2 separate regions of the Homo sapiens genome follow, and region 1 is linked to region 2. Evidence: chromatin loops called from intact Hi-C (ENCODE). Cell type or tissue: MCF 10A. All regions are shown on one strand. Each heading gives the region's core, and the rest is flanking DNA. Links, peaks and the distances in the headings are about the cores only. Region 1 overlaps APLP2 (amyloid beta precursor like protein 2). Region 2 overlaps LOC124902793 (a long non-coding RNA gene).

Region 1 (11,918 bases), core at 2,629-10,628, 340 kb before region 2:
ACTATAAGGCCCTCTAGGAAAACTAAGGCTGAGCTAGGAGACTTCCTGGTTTAAACGGAAGCTAGCAGTCTTGTAGGCAAGCTCATTTTTATGAATACAAAAAAGTAAAACTCAAGTTAATATATGAACAACACCAATATTAGAAGTAGGAACCAGAAACAAACCTCTGTAGATGAAAGTAAAGCTGGACAAAACCTAGGAATGTAAAAGTGTCTGTCTAAACAAAAACTATACTGCACAAAACAAGAGACCAATTTTTAAGATCTGCTTGATAAATATACCTAGAAAAGGATCTTGAATATTGGTTCTGGCAATACCCTAAATCAGAAATAAATGATATAAAAAATTCAGAAATTGTTTAAGTATAAAGCAGTTAATATAAAAAAGTATTTAAAAAGATGTTTTAAAAACAGTGACCTTGCAAAAACCAGTTCACGTACCGAATGTCTTCGGAAATCAAAACTCATTTTCTAAGGACTAGTAGCAAATGCAACTAGCAGTGCTGGTCAACCATTAGTCAAGGCATTATGTTCCCCACTGGAAATGCCCTCACGGCAGCAATTTCTACTACATCTACTGTACCTGGGATTTCATCTGGGCCGCCTTTTCTGGGTCAACAGCCAACACATGCTGGTAATGACGGATGGTATGTAAGCGATCTTTGTTCTCAGCACGGACATAACGCCGTAAGGCCTGGAGAATGCGATGAGGCTGCAAGAGAGAACAGTTGTTTTAATATCCAGAGACTAGAGAATTGAAAATAGGCAGGAAAACAAAAGCTTAAAAAGTTCACTTAAGAATGTAAAGCTCAGCTAGGCACAAGAATGAAAGCTGTAACTGGAAGGCTTTTTTAGCTTACCAAGTAACAAAAAAACTGTCTAGGTAAAATAGCAAAACTAAGTTCCAAAGTTATACTGGCTCCTTAACATACAGTATTTTCCAGAATCTCCTGCCCACTCCCGTTCTCTTCTGATCTGTCCTTTTTCCTGGCTCAGCCTCTGACACCTATAAGCTAGATAGTCTCCTGTGTCACCCAAAGAGAGAAGACTTTAACCGGCTTACTTAAGGACACAAATATCCTCCCAATACTTTCCATCCCCCAAAGCAAGGCAGGTTAGTGTTAAGGGACAAAATCATTTGAGACCACTCACACAAGAGTTTCAGAAGAAATTACTTTACCCCTTTCTTCATAATCTTATTTATAATGTAACTTGTTCAAAAGTCTTCATGAATAGCATGTTTTCATTCTTTGAAAGGAAGTTCAATAACTGGATAATTACCCATCAATTTCGCGAGGTTATACTTTTCCAGCGTAAAACACTTTCACATCACAGGTGGTATACGCAGGCATAAAGCGATGTCATGCTTAGCTTATATACACAGATATTAGAATGTAATACCTTTTCCTCCCTCATCATCTTTCCTTAGCTTCAGCTTTGCCAGAACTTGTCATACAAATGTCACTTTTACTGACCTGAGTGTCATACATTGGTCCCCTACATATACCACCTCAGGGCAGGCAGTGCTAGGGGCAGGACTCACCCGTGGCGGGTCAGACTGCAAGGCAGCCAGGTAGTTCTCCAGAGCCATCCGACGGCGGTCATTCAGCATAGCTTCCACTCGGGCCAGGTGGGTCTCCACCAGCTGCTGCTTCTCACTGGCTGCTTCCTTCTCTAAAGCTTTAACCATGGCTTGGAAGTGCTAAACCAAGAAAGCAGGAACCACACATGATTTGTGGCACCCAGAGGAAGCCTAAGCAAGCACCCTGAGACCCCAGTGCTTCTCCTGTCAGTGCCCATGCGAGACAGTAACAGGTTCGGAGAGTGGAGCAAGGGTAAGATCCAAAGTCTACTTCATCCTACCTTCATTCTACTTCTATCAGGAGAATTACTTCCTTCTTTAAAGAGAGCAAGTTAAACCTCAGTGTCAAAGGGCCTCCTTAGTATCTGTGTAACTACAAGTGCTAGTGCCTGCAAGCCCAAGGCCTGGTTTCTCAATATGCACTATAAAAAAAGAACACTGTCCTTCCCACATTGCAGCAAGGCACTAACTTCCAAACTCTGAGACCACTGACCAATGGGAGTTATGTGGTAAGTTCTGTTGAAGTATTCCTGTCATTAGGTTAGTGCAAAAGTAATTGTGATTTTTGCCATTACTATCAATAAAGTCATGAAGGGCAAGTTATCCGTGAGGTATCCAGCCAGGTTTACAGGTACAGTTTAAGCCTGCTGAACTACATTTCCCTGAACAAGATGCACTGACTTCTGTAGGAATTAAAACTGTTAGATTTTCTAAGTGATCAATAAAAAAGCCTTTTAAGATTATTTTTAACACTTTATTAAAGTGTTACATTAGGAGGAAAGGCATTTCAGCTAAACATAAAATGATTTAAAATTTACAAAATCAGTTTTGTAAAAACCAAATCAGTCCTGGAAATTGCTATCCCTATTCCTAGCAACACTCTTCTACTGAAGGGGAATGCAGTTTGCTGCTATGATTTTAGTTATAGTCTACAAAGTTAGAGATGAATTGTATCAGAGATCTTTATTTTCTATCCTTTGACTTTCAATTAGTCTTAAAAAAAATTCAGTACTGCTGAAAAACAAGTCACAGTCTAAGACTGAAAATGGCAGAGGACTTTTGCCAGGAAAGCAGAATTAACGAAAGGCAGCTGAGCTAAGGTTACCTTCTGGCATGAATTAGGTGTGCTCTGGTGGGGGTTTGGTTTCCTTCTACCATAGGTTAGCAATACTTGAGGTGAAAAAGAAAAACAGGCCAGTTACAACTTCCTTGTAAGCCCTCACCTAAAAGGAGGTGGTGTCCAATCCTAATTTCGTTGGGAATGGGGCTCTGACCGTATTTTCCAATGGTCAGGCTGAAAGCTATGTCCCCAGAGAAGGCATCTTACCTGAATCAGAGTCTGCCTCTCTGCTTTGGGGAGGTTCTTAGCTTGAAGCTCTGCCTCTTCCCATTCCTTCTTTACCTAGAACAAAGGTCAAAAACGCCGTCAGCAGTGATTAATACCCCGAAACAACTCCTCCATTTGCTAAAAACACTGTCAGATGCTAAATCTCACAGGAAACTGCAAAAGGAAACCAATCACACAATCTCTTAGGAGCTTAGCATTGTTACTGCCTCAGAAGGTTCCAGGCCTCAACTATCCCCAGATGGAGCCTCAATTCCATGACCTCTTTGTTACATAACCTTGAGTAAGTTATTTAAAAGTCTCTGTGCCTTAGTCTCCTCACCAAAAAAATTGAGGTTAATACCTACTTTTCAGAGCTGATGTGGATAAAACAATAAGCATTTTGCAAACTGTAAGCCCAACATGGGACTGTGTGGGATTTGGGGTGGAGCTTAGGCCTAGCAAGGCATTCCCTTTTCAATTCTCTTCAATCCTGAGTAAATCCAGAAGAAAAGTTGCACTTTGGTGTTCCTGCTGCTCTCTTATAACCCTTTTAAAGGAAAAGAAACATCTCTGAGACTCAGAACCTTCCAGAGACAGCAGTATCTAGCTAGCATGTATTAGTACATGTTTGCTTTCATCTAATATATTTGTATGGTTGGTCACTTTCTTCTCACGGCAAATGGTACTAGCTTTTTATTGATAACAGTGATATAAAGTTTCCTTCTTTAAAATAAAGAAATTTTAAAGCAAGTTAATGGCAAAAAAAAAAAAAAAAAGGGCAGATAATGGTATAGGAAGTGCTCAGAGGATAATTATATTATATATTATCTGGATGCAGGTGGTGAAGAAGTCCACCCAGAAGGCAGCTCCACTGGTAACTCTCTCCTGACTCACCAGTCCTTATACATCAGCATGACAATCTAGGGAGAAGCTATTACTTTTCTTCAGCTATGAGAACCATGCTACCCAAAGCCAAGTACCATGAAGATGAAGAAATTGTCAAGGTTTACCCTGTCCATTCGGTTGCGGTGCCGAATCTCCAGCTGCTCCTTAGCCTTCTGGAAGCGAGCATGCTCATTATCATCTGCAGAGGTCTCGAAATACACATCAACATCATTGGTTGGCAGAGGAGTTGGAGGAACTGAAACAAAATTACAGAGGGAGTTCTCTTTGGGATCAGATGCACTGTGCTCTAGGAAGAAAACCCAGCTCAGGACCTGCAGGATGGACTCAATTTGTTTTGTGGCATTCTCTAAGTGCAGGGTGCTGCTATCTGCCAAGACTTCACTTGGTTAGATTACAGTGGGCAATCTTCCTTACACAATATTCATCAACCATGTCAGCCCACGCTAATACAGCAATTTATTGGCAGCTTCAGCACCAGTGAGGCATCTACTTAAGACCTCAGGGCTGAAAAAGAGGTGGTTTCTTCTATACCTTCCCTTCAGTGCTCGAACCCTGGAAACCTAAACAATAGCTACCTTATTGCTCGTAACTGAGCATCTGAACAGAGACAAGGGCAGGAATCAGACCCTGTAGAGGCACTTTTATGCAATTCCTTATTTTTAAAGAAATTTATTACTCAGGTACCTCTGCTCTTCTGGCTATCTTTGAGTCTTAATTTACAACAGAAAACAGGCTCAAGTGAATGTTCTTTGCATATACGCTGGGTAGAGAAAGTCCCCATCACTCCAGCTATAATTTTGAGTTTTCAGTATCAGTGAAGGACTCTTAGCCCCACCATCAGTGACAGAACCAACAAGGATAAAACTGAGTTGCTCTATTTGACAAGGACACCTTTCACCGATATGAAGATAGGGCTTTTTGATCCATGACACTGACCAATAGGGCTTCCCAAGCGTTCCCCAGAGCACAGGCCCATTGGAGCACCCCCGACTGCTGGATGGGCATAATCTCTCATGGGGCCCAAGCAAGTCTCTGCACGATGGAATTTAGCCTGATAAGGGAAAGGACTGAGATGACAAGTTTACTCAGTCAGCCTCTCAAGACATACCTAAGGTAACACTTACTAGCCTAATTCATGCAAGATTTCCCAAGCTGGTGTGGACTTGCTTGATAGATTATGACACAATTTCAGAGCTAAGTGGAGAGTGAATGCCAAGGTTCAACTGATTTTTAATTCAGAAGCAAATTCACCTAATTTCTAGAATTGTATCATTTTAATACATTAAAACAACCATATAATTGATGAATACAGCTACAAATTAGCCAGCCAGTTCAACTTTTTTCTGTCGGAAGCATCTTTTATTTGCCCATTTAACAGACCTAAAAACGACAACTAAAGTCATGAAGAATATGAGCCCTACATAAGTTTTAAAAGGGTGTCAATATCCCACTTTCAGATTAACTAAATTAGAATCGATAACTTGGTAAATGCCATTCCCCAAGACACTCGCAAGTTCAGTGGAGGAGAATTTCAAGCACTGCAGTCCATCATGCGGATCAGTGACACATGCCTGTGCTATAAAGGCCTGAGCGCTGGAGACGGAGCCTTTGGTTCACATTGCTGGACTGGAAAAAGGGAACAGCAAACACAGGCTGCTTCCAGCCTCCCTGGGACCAGAGTGGAGAGGACAGCGGGCCGAAATGCTTTTTTCTGAAGACACCCTCGGTCCCTGTGGAATCACCCACTCATGAAGCCGGCACATCCGCCAGCCTCAGCCCCTTCAAAGAAGAACAAAAACGCTCCCACTGGAAGTAAACTTGATGCTTCTCAACCTGCAAAGCCCTCCAGGCAGAGGCCCCACAAGAACATGAACACAAAGCTTCTCCGAGGCAAATCTCATCCAAGCCACAGCAAACGGGAGTTTTACAGACCTGCCACTCCATCATGTCTCACAGCACCACCCAGCTGACCCTTCGGGTAGAGATCACCACCTCCACACTCAGTGGGATTCCTCAGGCTTCAGTCCAAGTTTTACAAAGCAGTAAGTATCACAATAATTTCTATTTCTAAATCTTTCCTGAAAACGCAAAGTTTATTCACCAAGGTTCCCTAAGGCCTCCTTTTCTTTCACCTTTCAACTGTTACCGAATAAAAACAGCTTTCCTGGAGCTGGAAGGGAAGCACTCAAGGCACTGCCATATTACATTAAGATTTGAAAGATCTTTTGGTAGAAGGAAGGAAGAGGGAACATGAAGGCATGTGAATGAAAAACCGTCAGAAGCTATAGCCAAATTCTTCATAGCAAATTATTACTCCAACAAATTCCAGAGTAGGAACCAAGAAAAACTGTCTGGCCTGAGGATTTTCCTAATGTGTAGGTTAGTGCTGCAAGGTGAGAGACTGAAGGTCTTAACGAGAAAAAGGAGTAGCCATGGAGAAAAGGGAAAACTCTTGGTAGAAACTCTTTCTACCAACGTCCAGCATAAACCCAACTCAACTGAACCACTGACCTTCCTGTCACACCAAAGCACACACCAACTGAAATCCTCTCACTTCCTAAAGCTGTGTGACCCGGTTGCAAAATATTGAAGAAACAGAGTGAGTCACTACCACTTGGCTGCTAGCTCTCTCTAGAGTGCATTATGCAAGATATTTCAATATTCTAGACTGCCCAAAGTACTTCACTGTCACTCCTTTCGAGAGGAGGCGCCCCATGAGCTGGCATGCATCACAGGGGTCAGTGACAGGGCAGTTCAAAGACAGGAATGTTCAGTGCCTCTAAGCTAGAGCCAGCCCAGGGGACAGCTGCCTTCCCCACCAATACTACAGTGGCCTGGGGACCTGCAGACTCCAAAGCCAGACAAGAAAGAACAAGCCCCTGGCTGTGCTGCCCGCTATACCAAGGTGGGTACGCACCATCACCACCAAGCACCACCAGACACACGGTGAGCACAGGACACGAGAACTGAGCTTACCACTGCCGGCAGGAGAGCAAAGCCTAGATCTAGAAAGCACAAAGATGAGGGGAAGACGACCGACAGCAAACACCCGAGTGGGCAGGGACACCACACAGATGCAGCCACGAAGACGGCAGGGAGACGGACGCCAGACAGGACGGTGCTGCCGCACGGGACCAGCGCGAGGCAGGACTTACTCATCGCTTTACACACAGCCATACAATAATCCTCAGACTCAAAATTGTTCCTGTTGCCGCCGCAGCCACCATATATAAAGCGCACGCACTTTCCCTTGGAGAGGTCGAAGTACCAACGAGGCATCACGGCCCGGCAGGGCCCCGTCATCGCCTCCTGGGAGCAGACAGCTGTGTGAAAATGGTCAGAGTGTCAGCAGGACAGAGGCAGTGACGTCAAATGCTTCAAAATGCTACAGGCTGGCGAGCTGGGGGATGGGCTGGGGGAGGCCTGAGACTGGACGGAGCCTGGAGGCCCGGTGGCCGAAAGCTCCAGCTCAGGCCAGCCTTGCTGAGGACAAGTTGCTTCCCCACAGAGTAGAGACATTTAGGAACTGGGATAAATATTTTTTTGGCACCCTCTGGAGTCTAGATCTGAGTTTAGATTGACGTAGAGCAATTCCTTTGTCTCACAGCTGCGAGAGCCTCACATTTCTGATCTGTTCAGTGGAGGTATCTGCCTAGTTTGTCTATTCAGGAGACAGTGTGAGTGGAAAGGCTGCTTTAAGTGGTGATACCCGTAGTAAAGACAAGCACCTAGAACGGACAATTGTTTCCCACTTTTATGTTCTCTAAGGCAAATCACAAACTTCTCAACTGGTTAAGTAATTTCCCCCAACTTGGGTCCTAAATAATTCTTCGCATCTTAATTGGTTTCAAATATACGATCAGCAGGAGGCTGCATGTTAATGGCTCTGGAACTACTGCAACCTTTTCGTGTTTTAATTGGCAAGATGAGAAAAAAAAAAAACTGCAGGCCCCAATCTGTTACCAGCAGGTCAATAAATTTCACCCTCCCAACTAAAACATCTGGACAAATAGGGCAGCCTACAGATTAGAAGACAAGCAGGAAAAGAAAAACCAAGAAAACCATTTCTATTCTAGGAGGCCAGAACTTGAGTGGTATCGAAGAGGGGAGCTCCCCTTGGGGAGGGAACATTTTAGGATGAATGTGGAAGAATCCTGCTGAAGGGCGGACTACGTTGTCTCTCTTACTCTCTAGTCCCCGTTCTCTAATTCAATCCTACATCTCTCCCTGGATGTGCCTGCCTGCCCACTTTGTTAAGACGGCACCATCCCATCACTGCACTGGAGAGCTGAACTCACCTTCAGTGCAGAGGTACCACACCTTTCCTTCTGTGACTGACTTACCTGTGACAGACGCAATGCAAAAGTCTAAGTGAATAATTACCACATGGATTTCAAAGCCATGGCTCTACATGGGGTTACCTTTGACATCATGAGTAATTTCCTTGTCTGACATGGTGCCGTCGCTGCCGGGTTCAGTAGGATTCTCCTCATTGTAGTCATCTCCTTTGAAGGTGTCATAGTAGTAATCTCGGTCCTCCACCACTTCCTCCCCTTCTTCCTCATCCTCATCATCCTCATCCACAGCTGCTTCTGTGAAGTCTTCCAGATCTGCTTCAGTAGGAAATTCACTGAAGGCCAAAATAGAAAAAAAGGAAGGTTAATAGCTCCTATGTGCAAAGCACAACAATGGGTCCCTTCTCTATTCTGAAACACAAAAACAGAGGCAGGAAATAAGCTCAACGCACATTTCACCGTGCCACTAAGCCCTGGGGCCCAGCTACATCAGCAAACGGGAAGTATTTGTGAACATTTGAATCTAATCATGATACAACAATAAGACAAATCCAAATTCAGGGATATTATGTTAAACAAATGACACGGACTCTTAAAAAATATCATAGTAACCTGCAGAAAATAACAGCTCAGAATGATGTAAACACAAAAATCACAGGTACTCCTGTGATTGGCAATGGCTAGAATGAAATGCAAGCTTAATCAACTCTAGCAGAACAAAGGAATGCCCAGTTTATCCAGAAGTGAGGGACTAGCAGCCAACAGCCGTCTTTACAGAAGGGCTAACAAAAAGGCAAAACGACTTCACAGTTCAAAGTAGAAGAGTTACCTTTTATAAACATCATAGTCTTCCTCTTCATCTTCCTCTTCCTCTTCCTCTTCATCTTCCTCTTCCTCTTCTTTTGACACAGATCCAATAATCTTTGTCTGAGGGCAGCACACATATTCAGTGCCATGGAACTGGTCTACCCCACATGGGAGCAGCATGCCGTAGCTATATAAGGTCATTCCCTGAGTCAGACATGCCTAAAAGAAACCCACAGGCCACATCAGAACATACTCCAGAGTAAACGTGGTCAAATACACTCCGATCTCTACCCTCCAAAATAAACCCTTATCAAATCACTTAGCAATGCTTTCTCTTATGAACACATACATTTTCTGTCAAAAAAAAATTGTAATAATATTATTGTAAGATTTATAAATTTTAATTTACAATGGGGAAACATGATCTGGTCCAAAAATACTGAAATCCCAAATGTGGAAAAAAGTCAGGAAGAGAGCATTTTTTTCTAATAATGACTAAAGCCAGATAAGGTGGTCAATGTTAATAGATACTCACCACTGGTGCAAGCACTACTTCAGTATTTGACCAAAGGAAGATTACTGACCAAAGAGCAGAGCCAGCCTAATTACAGAAGACAAGAAAGGGTACTTCTTGCCACCAGAAAAGTGAGATGGCATGCAGTCCTGCCTGTGCATATGTCCAGACCTATATTTTCTATCACTGGCGATTTCCATGCCGGCCTTAGGGTTAGGATGGTTTCCTGGGAGCCTCACCAGCAGCATACAGTATTCTCGCTCAGCCACCTCCTTAACATCCTCAACTTCAGGAGCTGACTGTCAACACTGAGCTCTCCTACACAAATACCTACTTCTCTCCCAAATATTTCTAACTTATAAGACAGAAGTAATTGTAAACCTTAAGGAGATAATGGGGGAAACATAACTAACTTAAAAGCATGGTGAGATTTGGAGAAAAGTGCTACTTCCCTCCTAACAGATACAACAGCAGCTGACTTTCCCCCCGAGTTCTCTTACCTCTTTGACTACCGTGTGCCAGTGCTGGTGATTCTCACACACCTCCATCCGCTCTTTGTGGAAAAACTGGCACTTTTCTGGAACTAGCAGGACATCACTTACAAATTCACCCACTGGAAAAGAGAATCTTTGTCAGAGCGGATCTGACCATGATTTCAAGGTGAAAATGCCCCTCACTGAAGTTTATGATGATAGTCTACACAGCCAGGAGCAGTCTCATGTATACGAGCAGATGCACATCTCGTACCTTCAAAGGCTGACTGGATGGTACAGTTCTAGCCAAGCAGCCACAAGAACTCACCAATCTGTCAGAGCCATGATGCCAGGGACCTTTTAAAAGCCCCCTGACTGCAGTCCCACTGCAGGGCTACAGCAACACGTGACGGGGAATATAATAGGATCACCTCCATGCCCGCCTCAGACACACACAGCTACTCTCCCCACATGGCTCTGCCTTCCTTATTCCTGCCCACACCTCTGTAATCAAATGCCCAAGAAACTAAAACCAGGTGTTCTACTCAAGTACAGATGAATCTTTAGACAAAACATGATGTAATAATTGAATCCAGTAAGAATAATCAATGATTAATTACAAAGGGGCAAAGGTGTCTTTACGGTGGGAAGCCTTGGCAAACTACCTCAGCCAGATAACCAATTTAACACCACTGATAACGAGCAAACTGGTGTGTGTGATGTCCTAAAAATAATATATCACCTACACAGTATTTCTGCCAAAATATATTATCATTTGAATCTAATCATGCTAAAACACTAAGACAAATCCAAACTCAGGGACATTACATTAAACAAATGGCATGGACTCTTAAAAAATATCATTGTCATGAAAGTTTTTGTTTCTAAAGAAAGACTAGGGAACTATCCTAGATGAAATGTAGTATGTGATCCTTTTAAAAAGGAAGCTATAAAAAACACTAGTTGGACACTTAGGAAAATTTCCAAACATGACAACTGTATTGTCATTATATATAGAAGAATGTCCCTGGCTCTTAGGAGAAACCAGCTGAAATACTTAGAAATGAACTGTCGTGATATCCCAACTTACTTTCAAATGGTTTAGCAACACAAAAATATACATATAAGATGCAGAGAGAGAAAAACATCAGGTAAAACTGGAGAATCTAGGTAAAGGGTACAGAGATATTCACTATTACATTTTCTAAAACTTGTCCCAAAAAGTCGGGAGAAAGATACACATAGCTGTTTATTTACAGGGAAAAGATGGTATGTGATTTGTTTCCAAATAATCAGGGTTGTGAGGGAGTGGGCCTATAGAAGGTGGAAGAGTGGCTCATGAACTGATGGTGGTTACAAAGCTGGGCAACCAGTACGTGAGGGTGAACGGTATCATCGTCTCTTGTTTGGCCATGTTTGTAATTTGCCACAATAAAAAGTTAGAAATATACAACACATCACTGGATGATCACCCCAAGACTCTGATCAGTAGTGTAAGGTAAGGCTCAGTAATCTACACTGGGCATACGTCTGCCATGTGCTCCACACAGTGTAGAGGGAGAGGAAGAGAGGGCGAGAAGGGTGCTTAGCCCAGGAAGAGATGCAGGAAGCAGTGGCAGGAAGATGCAGCTGGCAGACTAACCTCTGAGGTTAAGGGGGGAAAACCCTGAAAATATCATGAGAAAGTAATGTGGTCTAAGAAAGGGCTTAGGGCCCAGCTAGTGGGAAGTCTACACAGACCCACCCAGCCTCGCCATCATGGATGAGTCTCTCAGGATCCTCTGCCTTGGGCCTCGGGCGCAAGCACTGAAGTCAGTCTTTCTACCGCCCCAGTGGTAAGAGAAAGGGAGTTGCTGATGTGTAAGTAGGGGAAGATGGGCTCCTGACATGACAAGCTGTAGCAGTGTAACAGTCCCCCCACATGAAAACTGCATTACAAATGGCAGTCAGGTTTCTCAGCACTGCTAGCACAGGGACTTTGGGATCACACAGCTCAATGTGACACTGAAGCAGGA
Region 2 (11,918 bases), core at 2,233-10,232:
CATTAAGTATATTTACACAGGTTGTGCAACTGTCATCACTATCCATTTCCAGAACCTTTTCATCACCTCACACTGAAACTCTGTACCCATTAAACAGTAACTCCACATTCCTCCCTCCCCCTAGCCTTGGTAACCACTGTTCTTTCTGTCTCTGTGAATTTGACTACTGTAGGTACCTCATATAAATGGAATCATACAATATTTGTCTTTTTGTGTCTGACTTATTTGACTTAGCGTAATGCCTTCAAGTTCATCCATGTTGGGTCACGTATCAGATTTTCATTCCTTTTGAAGGCAGAATGATATTCCATTGTGTGTGTGTACATATATATTTTGTTCATCATTTGATGGATATTCAGATTGTTTTCATATTTTGGCTATTGTGAATTATCTTTTTGATGTGCTGTCGGATTTGGCTTGCCATGACTCAGTTTTAATGGGTTGTGTGGGTTCTATGAATTATCTTCATTATTGTCTTAGTCTGTTTGTGCTGCTATAACAAAATATCTAATACTGAGTAATTTATAAGGACCAGAAATTTATTTCTCACAGTTCTGGAGGCTGGGGAGTTCACAATCAAGGTGACAGCAGGATCTGGTGAGAGGCCAGCTGCTGCTTCCAAGATAAAACCTTGTTGCTGCATCCTTTGGAGAAGAGGAACTCTATGTCCTTACTTGGTGGAAGGCATGGAAGGGGAAAAGGGGTGAACTCCCTCAGTTAAACCCCTTGGGCCCCTAATTCCATTCATGAGGGCTCTGCTTCCCAAGAGTCACACCTCTTAATACTGTTGCATTTGGATTAAATTTCAGCATGAATTTTAGAGGGAACAGAAACATTCAAACTATACCAGTTATCCAATTTGTTGGAGTCCAACTGTCCATAATACTCTTAAAATCTTTTTTATTTCTGTAGAATTAGTAGTAATATCCTCACTTTCATTTCTGGTTTTAGTAATTTGAGACTTCTCTCTTTTTCTCTTAGTCAGTCTAGCTAAAGGTTTGTCAGTTTCATTAATTTTTTTCAAAGAACCAATTTTGAGTTTTGTTAATTTTCTCTATTGTTTTTCTGCTCTTTATTTTATGTATTTCTGCTCTAATCATTATTATTCCCTTCCCTTGGCTAGATTTTGGTTTTGTTTGTTCTCATTTTTCTAGTTCCTTGAGTTGTAAAGTTGTTGATTTGAGATCATCACTCTTTTTAAAATACAAGCATTTTCAGCTATACTTTTCTCCCCCAGCACTGCTTTTGTTATATTCCACAAGTTTTGGTATGTTGTGTTCTCATTTTATTCATCTCTAAGTATTTTCTGATTTCCTGTGTGATTTCTTCTTTGACCTGTTGTTTTCTTAAGAATGTGTTGCTTAATATCCACAAATTTGTAATTTTTCAAGTTTTCCTTCTGTTAGTGGTTTCTAACTTCATGTTTCTGTGGTTAGAGAAGATACTTTGTATGATTTTTATCTCTTAACATCTACTGAGATTTCATTTGTGGCTTAACATATGGTCTTCCTGAAGAATGTTCCATGTGCACTTGAGAAGCATATGTGTTCTGTTGTTGTTGGATAGAGTGTTCTGGATATGTTAGATCGAGTTGGTAGTTTTTTTTCTTTTTGTTCATTTGATTCACATTAATGAGATTATATTACACACATATACATTGTTGTTTAAAAAAATGTTTACGTGTGTGTTACATGTATGAGCATAACAGGAAGGTAAGGAAAGCTACCTTGGTTACTTATTTTTTAATTATTTTTTAAAGACAGAGTCTCACTTTGTCACCCAGGCTGGAGTGCAGTAGCCATGATCTCGGCTCACTGCAACCTCCACCTCCTGGGTTCATGCAATTCTTATGCCTCAGCCTCCCAAGTAGCTGGGATTACAGGTGTGCACCACTACGTCTGGCTAATTTTTGTATTTTTAGAGAAGGGGTTTTACCATGTTGGCCAGGCTGATGTGGAACTCCTGGCCTCAAGTGATCCACCCGCCACAGCCTCCCAAAGTGGTGGGATTAACAGGTGTGAACAACTATGTCCAGCCTCTTAGTTTTCCTAGGAACATGACTGGACAGGAACAAGGCAGGGGAAGAGATTGACTTCTCTTTTTTTTCTGAGATATTAAACATTTTATTATAAAAAAGGTTTTGTATTAGATGATTTTGCCCAGCTATAGGCCAACATTAAGTGTTCTGAGCACATTTAAGATAGGTTAGGCTAAGCTAGGATGTTCAGTAGGTTTGGTGTATTAAATGCATTTTTAACTTATGGTATTTTCAGTTTACAGTGGGTCTATTGGAACATAGCCCTATTGTCAGTCAAGAAACTTCTGTATTCCAATGTTTATGAATATAATAATGTTTTTTGTACAATGAAAAAGTCATAATGCCCATATACTTCTGAAATTAACACAATAAAAATTCCAGATAACATTTACAGATTTAAAAGTACACACACATTTTAATAGACATGTAAAACCTTTCATATGACTTTCAGGCATATCTACTTGGCCATTGCAGGCAATAACATATTAAGAGAGACTATCATTCCACTGGTTTGGTGAGAGTACCTGTAAACATGTACCAATAAAAATTATGTAATAATTAAAAATTATGTAAGCACCAAACATTAACTCCAAAAACATGACACCAAATACCTGAAAAAAAAGTTAAGTGATCCCAAACACTGCCATGAATGAAGCAACTTTCTCAGGACCCTTAAAATTAACTTATTTCCCATCATAACAAACCAATTCCCTCATTTTACAAATGAAAATAATGTTCAAAGAGCAAGACCAGTGACTAACACGACTTCTGATACAATACCAAGTTATGACTTCGCATCCACTGAATATACAGGATTAACGCAAATTAGTAGTGACTGCTTTAAGACAACATTTGAACTCTTTGGAAGTGGGTGTTAATTATTTAATTAATTAAATAAAAATTTAGATGTGGCGGAAAAGCTTGGATGACTTACTTTCACACCACCATTATCTTGAATGGGCTATTCAAATACTCTAATGGAAGGAAAAGATTACTCACTTTTTTTTTAGGTCTTTAGTGATTATTACTAGGCTCAGTAGAAACCAGAAGACAATTATTCTCTTAAATATTGAAAAGAGGCAGTAATATAGATAAAGCACATTATTTTCTGAGACTATCCGATGATAGAAACAAAGTTGGCTGAATTCCTTAGGTATTAGAATAAAACACACTAGAATAAACATAAGCTTGATCATTGAGACCTCATGGCAGATCACTTTAAATGAGGTCAAAGAGTATTATTATAAAAAGACAATATATTTCTAATGTTTTGTTTACACACACCACAAACCAGGAAGTTAAACACAAAATAATGTACACTCACTTTCATTATCCTCTATTAGTTTTCACATGGCTTTAACAGTGAAAGAATTTCTAAACTACATTCTCAAATGCAGTAGACTTAAAAAGCCATAAAGTGCTAAACAGAAAAAGATACAACAAAATACGAAACAACTTTGCTTATAATATACAGGGTGGATATTATAAAGAACATTTGGAAATTACTACCCACTTCAGCTTTCCATCCAAGAACACAACCATAAAAATCAAGGCAAGATGTAATGGACTCCTCTTTGAAGACAAGACACTGCTGGAATAAGAGGAAAACCTTTTCACTTTGTGTGGCGTCATTCTGCTTACAGAAACAGTCTTTCAGGAACCTGCATTTACAATATAGCAATCACATGTATACTAAAGGTAAAAAAAAAAAAAAAAAAAAAAAAGACCAAACCCTCAGAAGAGATTAACTTCTTTTCAGAAGTATGCTGCAGGCTGAAGTAAGGATGAAGGTGGCATGTGATGACTATCCCAATCATGGCCTTTGGACCTGCTGAGCAGTGGGAACTATAATTTGTTCAACTTATCCACTTACATGGAATCCTTGCAGAAATTGTGGCTGATCACTGTTGAAGGAGGTTCTGTGATAGACTAGACTTATGAGATGCATGAATAGCTCAGAGTCACTGGACACCTCTTGTGCAACATTCAATGTCTTCCCAGCCTCACCTCTTATTTTGGTCATAGCTGTGGTCAGTTGTTCATGCAAGCTTTGACAGGTTTTGTACAGGGATAAACAGATAATGCTTCCTGTCTGGTTGTGCTACTGATCACTTGTTTTCCACCCTGGGGCGTATCTGACTCTTTGAAAGGTGTAGAAACTTGGTAGGAACCCACCTAATGGTCATGCATGTGCAACTGGGAATTTGGATGGAATAAATACCCAGGAGGCTACTCTTGATCAGTGAGGAGTAGTAGCCAGTGTATAAATGCTTTACCTCTTTGCCATTAGGTGGATAATTCTGAGACATGTTTTAAAATGCTTCTCAAAAAATACTAGTTAGAAAAAAAGAAAAAGGCTCCCAGTGGCAAACATGTCCCCTCTTCCTAGCATTCCCCATGGCATTCACTCCTTCTCTGGAATCACTTTCCAAAAGGCACTGCTTACACAGAAGTCCTTTCCTTGGGCTCTAACTTGGGGAAACCTAGGTTAAAAAAAAAAGTTTGTTAAAAAAAACAGGAGCTAGCTTGAAGGGACATTCTGTCTAACGATGGGATAATTTGAAAACCCAACATATGCCAACAATTTATAAAAACATTGAATATATATAAAAACATTGAATATATAAAAATCATTATAGTTCAAAAGAGAAAGATAAAACTAGACAGTTTTGGAGATTGCCAAGGCACCAAATTATTTGTTAAAAAATTATTAATTGAAAGGAAATAAGCATTTATCTTACCTTTTTGGTATGAACGGTGTATCAGGAAAATTAAATAGTCTTAGAGAACGAGGGAGAGTTTTTATTTATAGGATAATTCTAGCTAATGAATGTAAATGATAGAATTAGAAAATCATTTGGCAATTCCTAATAAAACAATTAATACAGGCAATGATTATTAAATCTAACAAAAGATGTGCAAGACGTCTACACTGAAATCTGTAAAAAAATATTGAGAGAACTTAAGACCTACGTAAAGAAGGCATATATTATGTTCATGTCTTGAAAGACTCACTGTAGTAATAATGTTAATCCTTTCCAAATTGATCCATAGAGCTGATGCAAATTCAATCAATCCTTGGTGTGTGTGTGTTAAACAATACACTGATGTCAAAAAACAAATACAGAAATGCACTTACATGTTTATCACAGCCTGTGAAAGCAGCCAGGAGGGAAGCTGTACCCTGCAAAGCCGCACGGGTGGAGCTGCCCAAGGCACTGGGAGCCCACCTCTTGCATCAGTACACCCTGGATGTGAAACATGGAGCCAAAGGTGATCATTTTGGAGCTTGAAGATTTGACTGCCTTGCTGGATTTCGGACTTGCATGGGGCCTGTAGCCCCTTCATTTTGACCAATTTCTCCAAATTTCTCCCATTTGGAATGGATGTATTTACCCAATGCCTGTACCCCTATTGTATTTAGGAAGTAACTAACTTGCTTTTGATTTTACAGGTTTATAGGTGGAAGGGACTTGCCTTATCTCAGATGAGATTTTGGACTGTGGACTTTCAAGTTAATGCTGCAATGATTTTGTAAAGACTCTGGGGGATCGTTGGGAAAGCGTGATTGGTTTTGAAATGTGAGAGCATTGTATTTGGGAGGGGTCAGGGACAGAATGATATGATTTGGCTGTGTCCCCAGCCAAATCTCATTTTGAATTGTAGCTCCCATACTTCCCACATGTTATGGGAGGGACCCAGTGGGAGTTAATTGAACCATGAGGGCGGGTTTTTCCCTATGATGTTCTTATGATAGTGAATAAGTCTCACAAGATCTGATGGTTTTAGAAAGGGGAGTTCCCCTGTACCTGCTCTCCTTTCCACCATGATTATGAGGCCTCCCCAGCTATGTGGAACTGTGAGTCCATTAAGCCTCTTTCCTTTATAAATTCTCAGGTATGTCTTTATTAGCAGCTTGAGAACAGATTAATACACCAAGTGAGTATCTTCCCTCTCCATTTGGGTTGTTTCTTCCCTCCATGTAAAAGCTCAGCACTGCCCAACATATTTAAACAGTTCCTTTATGAGACACGTTAATTTTCTTCTGCTGGAAGGCATACTGTGGGGACAGCCTATTAAGCCTCAAACCTCTTTTTCTAATTTCTGCCTGGGAAAAATTTGGAGTCAGAGGCCTTACCTAATATTTCATATCCTACAGTGCCACCTATTGGGATGGGATTTTTTTTTTTTCTCCATGGGGGCCCTATCGGCCCTTCATCCAAAACCTCTAGTTCCCCAATTCATCTGCCTCCTATGTCTATTAGGGACCAGGCTCCATGCCCCATCTGTAAACAGCAAAGCTCCACCTTTAACAGTTGAGAGGACAGCTATTCAATTCATATGTTCTTTTGAGACATCTGTTCTACATTCCACCTCCATTGGCATTTAAACAAAAAGGGGATTTTATGTTTGTAAGTCAATTGGTCCCACTCTCTGGGATTTCAATGTTTTGCTAGGGGCATAGCAAGGGAAGCCAGAGATAGTATTGAAACACTTCCTCCTTTAAAGGGTCTCACCCAAATACAACCTCTCCTGGACACCTAGGGTACCCTGGGAGCCTTATGGGCCAAGTGGTTCTAGGAAACCAGCAGGGCAAAGGGTTGGGGCCTAGTGCAGGTCACCATGACTAATCCTGCTGACTAGCTCCTCTATATCCATGGATGAAGGTCATGCTTGCATCCATGGGGCAGTGGCTATGATGGTCACTGGGACCCAGATGATGGGAGAAAATGGGTGAAGGGGGATGCCCTTTTGGCCTTCCCTTCCACGCTGGGTCGCCTCTTCCCTTTTTTCTAGATGGGTAACATCCCATCTTCAAGCCTTCGCTCCCCTCAAGTGTAACCTGGATCTCCTTTAACCCTCAGGCCCTGAAGTTTGCTCTGGGCAAGCCTCAACTTCACTCACAGAAGCCTTCCAGGATTTAACCCAAGTATTTAAACTGTCCTGGAAGAATGTACCAGGGAAAGAGAATCCAATGAGGAAAGTAGCAGTGCCCTTGGAGGATCCTAAATAGGACTATGATGATAGCATCTGAAAATGGAGAAGGAAACCCTTTCAAATGTGTATATTGGAGGGCTTGAAAGGGCTAAAGCCATACCTATTAACTATTCCAAGCTTTCCATGATAGATCAAAAACTAGATGAAAATCCCTCAACCATTTTTTTTTCTTTTGAGATGGAGTCTTCCTCTGTCACCCAGGCTGGAGTGCAATGGTGTGATCTTGGCTCACTGCAACTTCTGCCTCCTGAGTTCAAGTGATTATCCTGCCTCAGCCTTCTAAGTAGCTGAGATTACAGGCACTTGACACCATGCCTGGCTAATTTTTGTATTTTTAGCAGAGGTGGGGTTTCACCATGCTGGCCAGGATGGTCTCGAACTCCTGACCTCAAGTGATCCATCTGCCTCAGCCTCCCAAAGTGTTGGGATTTCAGACATGAGCCACCGCGCCTGGCCTCAATCTTTTTATTTCAATGAAGAGCAGGTTTATTACTCAGGCAGCTCCTGATATTGAAAGGAAGTTGCTGAAACAGGCCCTGTCCAAGATCTTTCTAATTTTTTCTCACCCTCAAGTTGAAACTTTACAGTATGTAAATGACACTCTCCTCTGTGTCCCAACTGAGGAAGTCTCAGGAAGGCACTGAGGCTCTCCTCAATTTCTTAGCTAAAAAGGGGATACAGGGTCTCAAAATCTAAAACTCAGTTCTGTCAGACTTCAGTAAAGTATCTAGGCTTAGTCTTATCAAAAGAGACGAGAGCACCAGGTGAGGAAAGGATTAAGCCCATTTCCTTTAACAGTTGAGGGGATTTTTAGGCATTGCAGGGTTTTGCAGACTGTGGGTACCTGGGTATGGTGAAATAGCTCGCTCTTTATACCACCTCATGAAAGAAACGCACTGAAACTTGCTCCCTAACTTGGGAACCCAAAACTCAAAAGCCTTTAACCAGCCTTGATTTCAGCCACAAGCCTTGCTTCAAGCATCTGCCCTCAATCTTCCCATAGGGAAAGCATTCAGTGCCTATGTGTTAGAAAGGAATGAAATGGCCCTGGGAGTTTTAACTAAGGCTCAAGGTCAGCTAAACAGCCAGTGGGTTACTTAAGTGAGGAACTTAACTTGGTGGCTAAAGGATGGCCAGCTTGCCTTTGAGCAGTTGCAGCAGTGGCTTTGCTGGTGCCGGAGGCCACCAGGTTAACCATGGGGAATAACTTAACTGTTTGCACCCCACACAGTATAGCAGAACTGCTGTCCTCTAAGGGAGTCTCTGGCTAACAGACAATCGCCCCTCAAATATCAAGCTTTGCTGCTAGAGGGATCTACAGTTAAGAACCTTTACTTGCCTGAACCCAGCCACTTTCGCCCAGAAGAAACTGGAGAACCTGAACATGATTGTGAATGGGTAGTGGTGCAAACTGGTAAAAGGAATAATAAGGATCACTGTTTATATTCTCTGTAAAGTTTTAATTAATAAAAAGCATTTTCTTAAAGAATGCTCAGCTTAATTAAAAGTGGATATCCAAGTTATAGGTATATTAAAAGGCCATTTTTTCCCCTCATATCTTGTTTTTTCTGGAAAAGGTTTTTTCTCAGTTGACTGCATTACTTTACTGTGTTTCAACACTCCTGGCACATGCATGAAAGGCCCTAAGATGAGTTCTGGTGGCATAGAACTCCTTGGGAGAACAGAAAAGGCACCACAGATCCCATTTTGGGAGAAATCTCTGTTTTCATCATGGAACCCCTGGAATTAAAGGTGAATAAATCCCTCTCAAAATCTGTTTTTGTCTTACAGTCATGCCTGTCTGTTAGGTTGCAGAAACTACATGCTTTCCTGGCCCTATTCTTTTTTTGTTTTTTTTTTACATTTTCTTTTTTATTATACTTTAAGTTCTAGGGTACATGTGCACAACGTGCAGGTTTGTTACATATGTATACATGTGCCATGTTGGTGTGCTGCACCCATTAACTCGTCATTTACATTAGGTATATCTCCTAATGCTATCCCTCCCGCCTCCCCACGACAGGCCCTGGTGTGTGATGTTCCCCTTCCTGTGTCCAAGTGTTCTCATTGTTCAGTTCCCACCTATGAGTGAGAACATGTGGTGTTTGGTTTTCTGTCTTTGCGATAGTTTGCTCAGAATGATGCTTTCCAGCTTCATCCATGTCTCTGCAAAGGACATGAAGTCATCCTTTTTTATGGCTGCATAGTATTCCATGGTGTATATGTGCCACATTTTCTAAATTCAGTCTATCATTGATGGACATTTGGGTTGGTTCCAAGTCTTTGCTGTTGTGAATAATGTCACAGTAAACATACGTGTGCATGTGTCTTTATAGCAGCATGATTTATAATCCTTTGGGTATATACCCGGTAATGTGATGGCTGGGTCAAATGGCATTTCTAGTTCTAGATCATTGAGGAATCACCACACTGTCTTCCACAATGGTTGAACTAGTTTGTAGTCCCACCAACAGTGTAAAAGTGTTCCTATTTCTCTACATCCTCTCCAGCACCTGTTGTTTCCTGACTTTTTAATGATCACCATTCTAACTGGTGTGAGATGGTATCTCATTGTGCTTTTGATTTGCATTTCTCTGATTGCTGGCCCTATTCTTAAAGGGCTCCACCCTGAGCTGCTGGATCTTTTTCTGTCTGTCTGCATAGTCATATGTGTGATGTGTATGATGTCTATAAAAAGAGCTCTAATTAACTTAAAAAAGGATAAGCACTTGGATAAAATATTTTTAAAGGAAAAGTAAGAGCTGTAATGACTCATTTTACATAACTTTAATCTTTAAAAAAAAGAACAGACTTAGGGATTGTTGGTAAAATACAAATGTCTTCAAGGTGTAAAGACGTAGTCTAGATTATGTAGGTCAAATGCTAGGTTTGCTAAATGTTTTAAGGTTGTGAACTGTTTCTGTGGCCTTTAAAAACTGTCAACTTGCTTGCTTCACAATTTGTAAGGCCCGGGAACATATGGAAGTAACTATGCCCCTAACTATGTTGGAAGGAGTCAAACAATCTGCACCTTGCACATAATTGAAACAACTTACCAGGTTTTACATTCAGGTTAAAAATTGCTAAGCATTACCATTATGACATGTAATTGAAACTACTGAGAATATATTTACATGTAAGGTGTGTAAAAACAGTAAAATGTGTTTTTAGTAAAAGATTATAAGAAGGCATGGAAGTGTACATTTTGCCTAGGGATAAAGAACTGTCTTAAATTAGGTTTAAGCAAATTGGGGAAAAATTGTAAAAACGATTTTTCTGTAAATTGAGCACTGAAGTAAAAGTACAACAAGGTTTTTTAAGACACTAATCTGTTCTTTAGCAAAATATGTAAATGGTTATAAAAGGTTTGTGAAAATGTCATCTCCTGGTCAAACTGGTTAAGGTTGGATAGAATCATCTATAAGGTTTCATTAAAAATTGGGGTTAGGCCAGGCGCGGTGGCTCACTTTGGGAGGCCAAGGCGGGTAGCTCATCTGAGGTCAGGAGTTCGAGACCAGCCTGGCCAACATGATGAAATCCCGTCTCTACTAAAAATACAAAAGTTAGCCGGGCGTGATGCCTTGTGCCTGTAGTCCCAGCTACTTGGGAGGCTGAGGCAAGAGAATTGCTTGAACCCAGGAGGTGGCGGTTGCAGTGAGACAAGATCGTGCCATTGCACTCCAACCTGGGCAACAGAGCAAGACTCCATCTCAAAAAAAATAAAAATAAAAATGAAAATTGGAGTTAACATCAATAGTAGACTAATGCAAGGGTAAAATTGAACTTTCTCTCTTGAACAGGATTTTCATGTAATAGTAAAAGCTGATGAATGTTTTTTGCTTTTTCAAAACTTTGACCCATCATTTTGGCAAAACAAATAACTTACGATAATCTAAAATTCTGTTTCATAATATTAAGTGCTTTGAAACTCTAACATATTTAACAGGCTTCCCCAAATCAAACTTCAGCCTCAAGGTTTTCTTTCCTGACCCCTAGCTTTTTGGTGCTACAGAGGGCCCCTGGAGCACCCAGAAGAGAGGTAAAGAACATTATTTGACATGTTTAGGTACATGGAATTGCCAAAACGAAGTCTAATCTTCTTCAAGTTATATGTTAGGAATAATACTAACACACATTCAGAGCCAATCTGAAAGGCCTAAGTAAAAATAATTATTCTTGCTGTACTTTATGCAAAAAATCAAACCAGGTATAAGACTAAAGTTTATTTTGCAAACAACTCAGTCCTATCACAATCTGTTTTTAATAAAAATAAGGACTGAAGGGACAGAAATTGTTTCAAAACTTATCACACAGCTGTCATTAATTTCTAGTCTCATTAGTTGTTTTTAAGTTCTTGCCTATATTTTAAACAAACCTTGCTTATTCCTGTAAACCAATCAGCGATCTCAAGCTGCAGCTCAGAGGAGACAGAAAGGGATGGGCAATGTAAAAATCTGGAACAATATTCCAGTTCTGGGCAATTATACTACAAACCTGCCAGGTAATAAGAATAAATAGAGTACCCGTAACCCAGAGGTTTCCTTTTTGGGAAAGTGCGACCAAGAAAGGTAACCAAAGCCAAGTTCAAGCACCCAAATCTTAACAGGCATAACTGTAGCCACCAGTTATCAGAGCATGACAGCAGCCTCGGGATTTTTTAAAGCTGTCCTTATCCACCTTGTCTTGTTTTAATACACGTCCTCTAATAACTCAAATTGTTTCTTTTTGCCTAGAGGCTATCAAGCTCCAAATGGTAATGCAAATGGAACCATGCATAAATGTATCTTTCTTCTGGGGACCCTTAAACCAGCCCTGGGAAAATCCTAGCTGCTGTTACCCACACAATGCCCCTCTCCAGTGGGAAGTAGCTAGAAAAATCAAC

What was found. A loop is a pair of places that touch in the nucleus more often than their neighbours do. Peaks named below come from ENCODE experiments on the same cell type or tissue, not always from the same donor. Only the 100,000 strongest peaks of a DNase experiment are listed, where the experiment ranks them.
Region 1: it touches region 2 in a loop (10-fold over the local background); 16 of 110 quality-filtered maps call a loop at or near these places.

What each region holds. Positions count from the first base shown.
Region 1 is chr11:130,118,831-130,130,748 of GRCh38, reverse strand. It overlaps APLP2 (amyloid beta precursor like protein 2), which reads right to left. Exons shown (of 17, transcript NM_001142276.2): 4 at 9,931-10,043; 5 at 8,939-9,135; 6 at 8,236-8,444; 7 at 6,970-7,137; 8 at 3,919-4,049; 9 at 2,909-2,983; 10 at 1,543-1,701; 11 at 583-711. Among named protein-coding and RNA genes, the nearest start is that of ST14, 35 kb to the left of the region's middle. RefSeq lists enhancers at 6,524-7,023, 7,024-7,525, 11,780-11,859. In MCF 10A, for the core only: no CTCF peak of the experiment used is centred there; a DNase peak (open chromatin) is centred at 6,438.
Region 2 is chr11:129,779,876-129,791,793 of GRCh38, reverse strand. The region is part of intron 1 of LOC124902793 (a long non-coding RNA gene); the gene reads left to right. Among named protein-coding and RNA genes, the nearest start is that of TMEM45B, 30 kb to the left of the region's middle. In MCF 10A, for the core only: a CTCF peak has its summit at 6,202 (motif pointing left); DNase peaks (open chromatin) are centred at 4,083 and 6,193.